Linked DNA regions of Homo sapiens: all the other regions are linked to region 3. Evidence: chromatin contacts called from ENCODE Hi-C or POLR2A ChIA-PET data. All regions are on one chromosome and are shown on one strand. The core of a region is the stretch at or near the end of the contact, and the rest is flanking DNA. Distances in the headings are between cores, read along the strand shown. Region 1 holds the start of SUGP1 (SURP and G-patch domain containing 1). Region 2 holds the start of HAUS8 (HAUS augmin like complex subunit 8). Region 3 holds the start of MPV17L2 (MPV17 mitochondrial inner membrane protein like 2). Region 4 overlaps EPS15L1 (epidermal growth factor receptor pathway substrate 15 like 1).

Region 1 (2,700 bases), core at 201-2,700, 1.1 Mb after region 3:
AATACACAAAAACACTGGCCAGGTGCGGTGGCCGGCGCCTGTAATCCCAGCTACTCAGGAGGCTGAGGCAGAAGAATGGCTTGAACCCGGGAGGTAGAGGTTGCAGTCAGCCGACATCGTGCCACTGCACTCCAGCCTGGGCGACAGAGCGAAACTCCGCTTCAACAAAAAGAAAAAAAGAATTCTAAAAGGCCATTTTCAAGGCCCCGCCAGATGGTTCCCCTCCCTTCTGCTTCATCCTTGACATTCTTCAAAAGGACAAGCCCATCCTACCAGGGCCTCTGCATTTACTGGCCCCCCTCTGTGTGGAAGGCTCCACCCTCCAGGGATTCCCATAGCTGGCATTCATTGTCTTAACTCAAATGTCCTCTGCTTGAAAAGGCCTTTCCCTGGGCCAGGTGTGGTGGCTCACACCTTTACGTAACCCCAGCACTTTAAGAGGCTGAGATGGGAGGATCGCTTGAGCCTAGGAATTCCAGACCTGCATGGGAAACGTGGCAACACAAAAAACACACAAATTCGCTGTGTGGTGGCGCGCATCTGTGGTCTCAGCTACTAGGGAGGCTGAGGTGGGAGGATCACCTGAACCCAGGGAGCCACAGTGAGCCACTGCACTACAGCCTGGGCGACAAAGTGAGACCCTGTCTCAAAAAAAAAAAAAAAAAAAAAAAGAAAGAAAGAAAGAAAAGGTCTTTCCTGACTACCCAATATCAGAAGCCTCCACTCTGATCATATCATACGTAACCTCACATCATACGTAAGTTTTTGTAAATATTTTCTCATTAATGCACTGACACCCCAGTAGAAAGCAACCTCCAGGAAGGCAGGGCCCTGTTTCGGTCACCGCTGCATGCGTAGCGCCCAGCACACTGCTTGGCACACAGTGAGCACGCCCTAAGTATCTGCTGATGGGTAAATGCATTCTATTCTGGGGAAGCAGAAAGGCCAAGGCTTGCAGCAAAGTGAGGGTCAAAAGACGCGGGAAAGTGTGTCAAGGGAGCCTCAAAGCACTTCGGAAAAGCAGCTTTTCCAGAAAGCGGGACACAGGCCAGAGGCCAGCTGCGACGAAAAGAGGGGTGCAGGGACAGCCCAAGGTTGTCGCCGTATTGGGGAACGGAGGTTGGAGCAGCCCTGAAGGCGGTTGTTTCGGAAACGGGACGCAGGGCCGAGCCGGGTGGCGGCCTCTACGGAGATCCGTGCGTCCTCAGCAAACCAAGCGGGGGCGGCCAGCAACCTGGGTCTGGGGTCTCGAGAAACCAAGAGGTGCAGAAGCCGACGCTGTGGGCTGCCCCGGGGCTGAAGCGAGGGATCCACGGGTCGCAGCAGGACGGACCCGAGGAGTCAGGGGAGACACCTAGCCCCAGGGACCCAGGCGGCCGCCTGAGAGGAGGCGGGGGCTGTTACCTGCAACATCCCGGTTGTCCATCTTGAGACTCATCCAATCCCACAATGCTCCGGCGCCCCTTAAGGGGCCCTGTTATAGTGTGCATCGCCTGATGGGAGATGTAGTCCGCCTCGGTCAGACTCGCCCTATTACTGCGTGAACGACTGGGTTTTTTTTTTTTTAACCTCCAGAAACGGAAGCCTCAGCCTATCAGCGATGCCTAAGTCCCAGTCACGATAACCAAACGGCGTCGCCCTTTTACACCTTCCCGGAGCGGCAGTCATCCCAAATACAAACTACATGTTCCAGGATGCTTTGGGCGGCAGATCTCGCGGAAGCCGCGAGGAGAGCCCGGCCCCGTCTCGCGCGCCTGCTTCCGCCTCCCTGTGGCGGCGGCTTGTTGTTGTGGAGGCCAAAATGGCGGCTCAGGCGGCGGCAGCGGCCCAGGCGGCGGCGGCCCAGGCTGCGCAGGCCGAGGCGGCCGACTCGTGGTACCTGGCGCTTCTGGGCTTCGCTGAGCACTTCCGCACTTCCAGCCCGCCCAAAATCCGCCTGTGCGTGCACTGCCTGCAGGCCGTGTTCCCCTTCAAGCCGCCGCAGCGCATCGAGGCCCGTACACACCTGCAGCTGGGCTCCGTTCTCTATCACCACACCAAGAACAGCGAGCAGGCGCGCAGCCACCTGGAGAAGGCGGTGAGCGCGGGCCGGGCCGCGAGGGAGGAGTCGCGGGCTCCTTGCAAGATCTGGGCTGACGGGTCGCGACCGCGGCGGGTGGGGGGCCGCTCCTCGGCGACCTGGGGGCGCGACCTCCGTCAAAGCCGCAGGACCCCCACCCGCCTCTGCCGGACCCCAAAGCCACCAGCCTCTCAAGGGACACGAAAGCCTCGCCCCCCACGCCTTATTTCCCGTTTCTGGTGACAGGGCTCCAGGAGCCCCGTCACCGTACTCTGAAAGTTGCCTGTTATTGGGAGCAACAGGATCCGCAAATCGTCTGGTTTTCAGGAGGATCCCACCTGTTGGTGGCGATGGGGACATCACAGGGTCCTGAAGCTATTAGCTCCTCCTGGTTCAGCTTCCGGAGCATCAGCCCCAAACGCTTCCACCTAAAGTGACTTGGGGTAGGGGTTGGCGAAGGCGAGACCCCTGGCATTCTCCCGGGAATCTGAAGTCTGGTCTCTCAGGAACCTGGAAGGGCATGATTCTCCTTGGACACAGAAGTTTGGTAATCGTGGTTTTTGGAGGGTCTTGTGCCCCCATCAATAATGCCTGGTGTCGTACGAGGGAAGCTGAGACCCGGAGTCTGGAGTTGGTCATTT
Region 2 (2,700 bases), core at 28-2,527, 1.1 Mb before region 3:
GAAGGGATCCAAGAACAGACACCAGCAACACAGGAGGGGCAAGTGGATGGGCAAGTGGAGGGGCAGGGCCAAGGCCAGGGCACTGTAACTCCTGCTCCCATCACCAAAGGCGGCTCCACTGGTCCCTGCGGCCACCTCCTCTGAAGCAGGCTCCCAGGACCCCAAAGTGAGACCCAGACAATGTTGGGGACACTTCCAGGCCACCGTGGGGAGAGGCAACTTAGCAAATGTTCGCCAGGTGCCAGCAGCTGCGCTCGCCCGTAGGCTCCTCCTAACCCGACAGCTTCCTAACTGTTCACACCTGCTTTTTCGTCGCTGCAAAACAAAGACGCACAGGTTTTACATAGGTCACCCCCGGGGCAGTCTCACAGCCAGAAAGAGACAAGAGCACAGACTCCCTCTGGGGACTGTGCTAGGGCTGTGGCCTCAAACCGAATGGGCTCCTGGGTGAACCTGCTGCGACCTGAGGGGGGTCCCTACAACCTGTGCGAGCCTCAGCTACTGCACCTGTACCTGGGAGGTGCTACTGTCAATCTATCGGTTACGGCAAGGGGCGGTGGAGTGATTCCTCTTGCTGGCCAATTTCACTTCAGTTTGCACCTGGCACAATCAACACTGGCAGAATTAACAAAACTAGACAAATATAGCCTCATGATCATTCATGCCTAGCTCTCGGTCAGTATTCAACTTCTTTCTTGTTCATGGTGTGTTACCCTAGGCAAGTCACTTCCCCTCCCTGGGTCTCCATCATCTCCTCAGTAAACTGGGAGCACAGAATAAAGCGCGTGGGAGGATTAAAGGGGACACTTTGGTCGCCCAACACTTGTTCACTGCATAACGATAATTCCAAGAGCGACATCACAGTAAAGACCCAGGCGCCGATCTAAGCGCGTTTCAGCCTCACGCGACGCCTACGAGGTTGAGCTGCGTCATCGGCCCCATTTCGTAGCGGAGGAAAGCGAGGCACTGGGCGGTCAGGCCGCTTGCCGGAGGTCGCCCAGCGTCCCAGCCGAGGACGCGGAACTCAGGGCCGGTCGGGTGTCAGCGCTCCGGAGCATGCGCAGAGGCAGCACGCCATCGGGGTCTTCAGGGGCCCGCGCAGTTCCTGGCGGGGTCGAACCCGAACTCACCCCGAGGGTCCTAACTCCCCACCTCCGCTGCCCATCCTCTCCAGCCCTATGGCGTCTACAAATCCAGACCTGCGGAAGCCCCAACTCACCCAGCGCCTCGCCCCGAGGAATCCGCCATTTTCCCGCCTTCCACCTCAAGGCCCGACCCGCCGGCTTTTCAAAGCCGGACCCGCCCCCTTGCTTGCGGGTCGGACCATTTGTGGAGACGCAGGAGGGGTGGCTGCGAGGCGTGAGGCAGCGCCGGCTAAGTGTGGAGAGCGCGGCCCCAGACGCGCGCTTCGCCTGTCCTCCCCTCGCACTTGGTCTCGCCCACCATCGGCGGTAGTGGGTAGGGGCGGTGGGTGGGACCTGATCTGTCGGACAGTAGGGGCGGGGCTTTTCGCGATGCCCCGCCCCTAGGAGCGCTGGCGTCACGCCCCCGTCCCCGCCTCTCCGGAACCCGGAAGCGGGAGCGCGCGGGGGAGCGGCGGGCGCGGCGGGGCGGAGCGGCTCGAGCAGCGGCGGGCTGGCAGGCGGTCGTCCGGCCGGGGACCCGGCCCGGGACCGGCGGCGCGCGGCGGCCGAGGCCAGGTGAGTACCAGGCAGCCTCGGGTTGGCGACTCGAGCTCGAAGCCTGCCTTTGGGGGCTGCGCAGAAGAGGGACGGAGCTGAGGGCTGATGGGGGACGCGACGGCAGGGGTCGAGGGGGCGGGAACGAGCCTGGGGGTCTTGGAGAGATTGCTGGGGATGAGGTGGAAGCGAGACGGTGAAGGAGAAAGTGGATGGGGATGGAGCTGGTGAGGGAGTTCGAGGGCGTGGGGGGGGTGAGTCTTGTGGCTTTGAGCAGCTTCTCTGAAGAGGACGTGGCTTAAGTGGTAATTGGGGGGTCGCAGGAAACGGCGTTGTGGGGAGGCACGGAGGCGGGAACGAGAGGCCCAGGCTGGGGGAGTGGGCAAGGCCAGGGGCGGGACAGCCGGGGTGCGGTTGAGGGGAAGGGGTGCGAGACCGATCTGGGGACGTCTGCCCGCGCGATTGAAGGAAGGGTGTCTGAGAAGAGGGCGGCGCCTGGCCCCCAGTGGGCGCTCAGTAAATGCGGGGGGTTCTGAACTAACTGATGCGGCAGCCGGCTATTGGGAAGCGGGGAAATGGGAGCTGGAAGGGAAGTAAACGGAGTAGAAGTCACGGTAAGAACTGAGGGTAGGCTTAGGGAGGGAGGGCCCGGAGAGGAGGGAAGAGAAGGAAGGGGTTAGAGTGGCCCCGTGCAGATAGATGTTGAGATGCAGCCCCTGGAGATTCCGTCCCCCCACCCTCCCCTCTTGATTCGTGTCCCTCCTGACTTCACACTTAACAGCTGGGTGACCTGGGACGAGTCCCAACACCCTCTGTGCCAGTGTCCTCGTCTTGGAAACTTCACCACCCTCCCCTTAAGACAGGACTAGCAGGATTCTGGGATTCCCTGGATCCAAGGAAGGGACCTCAGGGCCGGTTGTGGGGCCGGAACTGTGTTTCAGGAGGGAGTGTGCATGCACCCTCATGTACAGGACTGTCGCCACCTCCGCAGAGCTGCATCCTTGGACTTAAATGGGTAAAA
Region 3 (2,700 bases), core at 106-2,605:
TAGCTCATCATGAGCAGCACAAAACAGGCAGGGACAGGATTTGGCCCTGAGGCAGGAGAATAGGTCTGGAGGCAGGGAACATAAGGCCAAATCAAATGGAAACAATTCAGCTATGACAGGAAATATCTTCTCCATTTAAAGAGGGCATACATCCAGTAAATGACTTTGTAACTTTACTTCATCCTCTTCATTTACATAGGACGTACATTAAGTAACCAGTGAAAACCTCTAGAGGGCATTTAAACCCCAGAAAATTCTTAAACAGGTCTCTTGAGTCCGTATGCTCCACTGGCTCCCACCCTGCGGAGTGTACTTTCGTTTTCAATAAATCTCTGCTTTTGTTAAGCTTCATTCTTTCCTTGCTTTGTTTGTGCACTTTGTCCAATTCTTTGTTCAAGATGCCAAGAACCTGCACACCTTCAACAGTTAACAGCCCACAGGCAGTAGTTTGCGACTCTAGTAGAGAATGCATAGGGATTTCCATTGAAAATCATTTTTTAAGCCAGTTACGGTGGTTCACGCCTATCATCATCCCAGCACCTTGGGAGGCCAAGGCGGGTGGATCTCTTGAGGTCAGGAGTTCGAGACCAGCCTGGCTAACATGGCAAAACCCCTGTCTAGACCAAAAATACAAAATTAGTTGGGCGTGGTGGCCCGTGCCTGTAATCCCAGCTGTTTGGGAGGCTGCGACACGAGAATCGCTTGAACCCGGGAGGGAGAGGTTGCGGTGAGCCGAGATCGCGCCACCGCACTCCAGCCTGGGTGACAGAGCGAGACTCCATTTCAAAAAAAGAAAAAAAATAATTGTTCCCTACGGGAACGGTATAATTAGGATATAATTGTTTCTGGCCACAGATCACATCCCTTCTGGTTAAGTCCAGGAGAATCTGGAAATACGTAGGGCAACCAGGCCAGAAGGCGTTGTAACTGCCTAAGATTGACCAACCCTAACGCGGGAGGCGGGACGACGGTCACTGATTTGCCAGCGTGACGCCGGTCTGCGACTGGCCAGTGCCGTCCTGGGCGTGTCGGTAGGACGGGGCTGCGACGGTTTCCCATAGGCTGGCACAGAAAGGGGCGGGGAAACAAGAGTGCAACGTTACCAATCGGCATGCGGGACGTAACGCAATTCTTTTTTCCGATTGGTCCGTGAAGCTCGGGAGGTCGTTGGGGGCTCGACCTTGGGATAGAACGCCTGCCTTTTATTGGTCAATACTCTTCGGGCCGGGCAATGTGGCTCCCCGAGGCTGCCTGCGATTGGTGAACGCGTCGCGGCTCGGGGCGGACCTGCGGACTGAAGATCCTTATGCGATTGGCCGGGGAGCCGGAGGGGCGGGCAATTTGGGATCGACAGTGACTCGCGACTGGTCGGCGCGGCGAAAGCAGAGCGGCGCGCCGGTTCCTTGGTTCCTGAGGGCGATGGCGCGGGGTGGCTGGCGCCGGCTACGCCGCCTGTTATCCGCGGGGCAGCTTCTATTCCAGGGCCGCGCGCTGCTCGTCACTAACACGCTGGGCTGCGGCGCGCTCATGGCGGCCGGTGATGGCGTGCGCCAGTCCTGGGAGATCCGCGCCCGGCCCGGCCAGGTTTTCGACCCACGGCGCTCCGGTGAGGACGCCACGCTGCTTAGTCCTTCACCCCGGGCGACCTTTGATCCCGACACCCGACTGCGGGCCGTGACCCCTGACCCGTGGCCTCAGTCCCCCGCAGGACCCTTGCCCTGACCGCGCCTCTCCCCGGGTGTCTGTCTCCCCGCAGCTCTGGGTCTCCATCACCTCCCAACCCCCGGAGGTCTCTGCCCACTACCCAGGAGCCTCTGGAGCCGCGCCTCCTGGTGGGGCTTGTAGTGGAAGAATGCACGGGTGGGCTCTTCCGGTTTTCCCGGTGAGGCTGAGGCTCCGGGATGGCATTGGGCTTACCCAGGCCTTAGCCAGGGAGGGAGAGAGGGAATGGACTGAGGAACTTGCCGGCCCGACCCAGCCCCCTGACTTACACTCTTATAGCGAGCATGTTTGCGGTGGGCTGCAGCATGGGTCCCTTCCTGCACTACTGGTACTTGTCGCTGGACCGCCTATTCCCTGCGTCTGGCCTCCGAGGCTTCCCAAATGTCCTCAAGAAGGTCCTCGTGGATCAGCTGGTAGCCTCTCCATTGCTGGGCGTCTGGTACTTCTTGGGTAAGGAGCCTCCTAAGCCTAGGCTTTGCCTCTCATAGGTCGGGAGGGGTGGAGCCAGCTTTGTGTTAAGAAGGATGCAGAGGTGCATTTCCAATTTGCCCCCTGTTTGGGTCGCCCTGGACTAGGAGCCAGGTCACAGCGGGGACAGGACGGACTCGGCCGATGTGAACGCTGGCGAGTGTAGGAGGGACGAGGACTGTATCTGTTGGGGCTGCCCTGGGCGGGAGGTTGAGAGCATTTCCCAAAGAAGGGGACCACACTCAGTTGAGACATGAAGAGGGAACCAGCGGGCAGAGGGAACAGCTAATGCAAAGGCTCTGAGGCCTGAAGGAAGAGAAATTGAGGCTAGACTTAATGGGGTGCAACCGTGCCAGCCCTAGGCTCGGTAAAGACAGCGGTATTAATAGAGGAGTCTCTCATTCTCCACCTCCCAGCCCGGCTTCCTGGTCTGTGATGGAAAAGTAACACAACTCCCTCAACTTCAGGGTGTCTCCATTGGGGCACGTGTTTATATGTTTATAACCTCTC
Region 4 (2,700 bases), core at 147-2,646, 1.8 Mb before region 3:
TAACTGAGTTAAAACGAAGTCAAAGGATCAATGACTGTCTTCACTGAAAGAACTTAGGACACAGATCTACACACAGAACAGCAATGTGAAGATGCACCAGGCCAAGGAGAGGTCTCAGAAGAAACCAACCCCACTGGCGCCTTGATCTTGGACTTTGAGCCTCTAGAACTGCGGGACAATCCATGTCTGCTGTTTAGGCTGAGATAGAGCAAGTGTGAGCAGGGAGCCACCAAAGCCACCGGCAGGGGCACCCTGGGGGACAGTGTGACAGTGTCCTGCACCCCAGCCTGTGGGTTTGCAGGGGATAGGGACAGTGACCTCAGCCAGTCCCTCGAGCCCCTGCCTGCTTCTGCCCAGCTTCTCCCTCCACGGGAAAGCCCCCCCTCCCCCAGGGTCCCTCACCACTCTGCTTCCCGTGGCACTGGCCTCTGGCACGGCTGAGGGTCAGCTCTGTGAAAAGCGGGCCCAGCATACCACAAATGCCAGCCAATACTGCCCCATGTCCCTGGTGCCCTCCAGCCCAGGGCTCGGCACACAGTGGGCTTCAGGAGGTCCTGGTGAACCAGGTGCCACCTGTTACAGATTCCACGGGTCTCCAGGGACCTGGGGCCCTTTGGAGCAACACCCTGGGGAGCGAGAAGGGAATAAAGGCATCTGCCCTTCCTGGTTTGCAGGAAACAGCAATGTTACTGTGCATGCTTGGGTATTTGATTTTTCCTCGAATACCTATGTGATATGGATCAAATAGCAAGATTCTAGCAGAGGAAACAGTTAAGTGTTTCCAGGGGAGAAGCTCAAAGTCCCAGGACACGGTGTAGCCCCCTGGGACGGGCAGCAAGTCCAGGGTGGACACTGCTTGATTTCTCGAAGCCGTTCCTGCAGGGAGTGATCACCTGAGGCAGATTTGCAAGAATGTGGAGGGAGGTGTAAAGGGAGGACGCCCCAGCCAGGCCCCCAAGAGCGACTGCCACGGTACAGAAGGTTCAAATAAATCAGTCATTTTTGAGCTGCTTTTCTTCTTCTTTTCAATGAAGATCTTCCTCCCTTGGTTTGGGGGGTTTAAAAAAAAGAAATTGGTTTTTGGGAGGAGCGGTTAAGAATTCTGCCTGCTACCATTTCAAGCTGAGGTTTCTGATGCGCAAAGAGATGTTCAGAGAGATGAAAAGCTTCGTTCACACCAAGAACTGCCTGTGCCTGGTTTTGCTCTGTTGCCGAAACCGTTGTTATTTAGAAATCATGACTATGGTAATATGAAACCAGGGCACATCAACTGCTGGCCTCTTGTTTTCAGAAGGAACATCAACAACAACAACGGTTTTTTTCTCAGTTGTTAGTGTTTGTGCTTTGGTAAGAGAGGAGATTTTGGACCTGACACGTGTGAGGTCAGCCGAGTGCCCGGTCCAGCTCTCGACCTTGCTAATGACCAGACGCTTTGAGCAAAGAAAGCCCCCGGCATCACTGTAGGGCCACGGCCCTCAGCCCAAACTTCCCACTTTTGCTCAGCGATTTATTTTTAGCGGCTGTATTTTTCAAACCTTCTAGGTCTAGTTCCTGCTTTTATGTAACCACTTCTGCTAACTCCTTAATCGTTTTTTCCGATTTTGTGAGGTATAGCTTATCTCAAACGTGACAAAGTAACTTTAATCTGCCTCCAGGCCCTGAAGCAAAAGCTGCCACGCGCACCCACGCCAGGGTTTTATACTTTTTTATGGCTCCAGAAAACATGAGTAAGGAGAGAGCTTTACTGACGCGCATTTCAGAAAAGGGGATGGAAATCATGAAAACAAAACCCAAAAAAGTGGGTATAGAAACATCTGGGAATGATGGCATCAAACCAGGTGCCAGGCATCATCCTGGCACCTGGTTCGATGCCATCAATCCTAGATATTTGCAGCGGGAACTACCGGGGACCACAGCAGACGGCAGTGAATAAAGACAAATGAAATTAAAGACCCTCTTGGGTGTGCTGACTGCCTACCGCAGGGAGACTTCATTAACAGGGGGCAAGGGATACAAGACTGAAGAAAACACAAAATAGAACTTATTTTCAAACCACAGCAGTTTCAACAGTTACCCAAGCGGTGTACCGAAACCACACACAGGACTGACTTTAGCAAAAACAATATGAACCAAATGGTTTACCACAGTATGTGCTGTTAAAAAAAAAAAAAAAAAAAAAAAAAAAAACTTGGTGGCCGGCTCCACCCTGATAGAAATTTCTTTAATTCTCCTATTTCTCAAGCTTCTTCTCGAGGCTGCGCACGCCCCTAGCACCCGGGATCGGGGCTGTGATGGGGCTGGCTCTGCTGCACTAGCGTTCTTGGTCAGCAAAGTTTTTCAAGGTTCTGACTTTTCTATCTTGCTTTGCAGGAAGCCCTCCGCTTAAAAGCATCCTCAAGAGCTGGGTGCAAAGCAAAAAAAAAAAAAAAAAAACCCAAAAAACAACAAACAAACAAAAAATTGAATAGAAATATACAATTGCAAACCATAAAAACGGTGAATGCTATAAAAACCTTGGAAAGGAAACTCTCTTGGTTTAAATTTTTTGCTTAGGAGGAGCATAAAAGGTTCAGGTGAGGTATGGTCTCAATCAATCCGATTAATAAAAATATTAGTAATAAACATGAGAGTGAGAGAGAGAGAGAGTGTGTGTGTGTGTGTGTGTGTTTGATCCTGGCTAGGTTCTGTTTATACAGTTCA

Evidence for each region. Hi-C counts contacts between places; a loop is a spot of excess contacts on that map. ChIA-PET counts read pairs that join two places held with the same protein, here RNA polymerase II (POLR2A). Pooled maps may share reads with other maps.
Region 1: a pooled map shows a loop between it and region 3 (13-fold over the local background). The contact joins the promoter of SUGP1 here to the promoter of MPV17L2 in region 3. A Hi-C loop is called at or near these places in 5 of 50 pooled maps. POLR2A ChIA-PET finds 5 or more read pairs at or near these places in 2 of 52 experiments (GM10248 and activated T-cell).
Region 2: a loop to region 3 is called in a pooled map, with 10 times the contacts of the local background. The contact joins the promoter of HAUS8 here to the promoter of MPV17L2 in region 3. A Hi-C loop is called at or near these places in 9 of 50 pooled maps.
Region 4: a map of tibial artery shows a loop between it and region 3 (22-fold over the local background). The contact joins the enhancer-like site here to the promoter of MPV17L2 in region 3. A Hi-C loop is called at or near these places in 1 of 168 maps with a recorded cell type or tissue (tibial artery), 1 of 37 single-sample maps with no recorded cell type and 1 of 50 pooled maps.

What each region holds. Positions count from the first base shown.
Region 1 is chr19:19,319,059-19,321,758 of GRCh38, forward strand. It overlaps SUGP1 (SURP and G-patch domain containing 1), which reads right to left and starts at 1,451. Exons shown (of 14, transcript NM_172231.4): 1 at 1,405-1,451. The coding sequence starts at 1,438. MAU2 (MAU2 sister chromatid cohesion factor) reads left to right here and starts at 1,771. Exons shown (of 19, transcript NM_015329.4): 1 at 1,771-2,077. The coding sequence starts at 1,802. RefSeq lists enhancers at 1,319-1,368, 1,389-1,878, 1,587-2,558 and a silencer at 1,930-2,151.
Region 2 is chr19:17,074,175-17,076,874 of GRCh38, forward strand. HAUS8 (HAUS augmin like complex subunit 8) reads right to left here and starts at 1,278. Exons shown (of 11, transcript NM_033417.2): 1 at 1,220-1,278. The coding sequence starts at 1,248. MYO9B (myosin IXB) reads left to right here and starts at 1,603. Exons shown (of 40, transcript NM_004145.4): 1 at 1,603-1,700. RefSeq lists an enhancer at 1,021-1,220 and silencers at 1,401-1,750, 1,745-2,039.
Region 3 is chr19:18,191,863-18,194,562 of GRCh38, forward strand. MPV17L2 (MPV17 mitochondrial inner membrane protein like 2) reads left to right here and starts at 1,356. Exons shown (of 5, transcript NM_032683.3): 1 at 1,356-1,606; 2 at 2,002-2,172. The coding sequence starts at 1,420. RefSeq lists a silencer at 881-1,060 and an enhancer at 1,451-1,500.
Region 4 is chr19:16,365,340-16,368,039 of GRCh38, forward strand. The region is part of intron 22 of EPS15L1 (epidermal growth factor receptor pathway substrate 15 like 1); the gene reads right to left. Among named protein-coding and RNA genes, the nearest start is that of KLF2, 42 kb to the left of the region's middle. RefSeq lists enhancers at 1,002-1,071, 1,222-1,451. Within about 2 kb of position 1,397, at least 14 of the 41 ENCODE cell types and tissues checked have a DNase peak (open chromatin) inside an H3K27ac peak, as active enhancers do.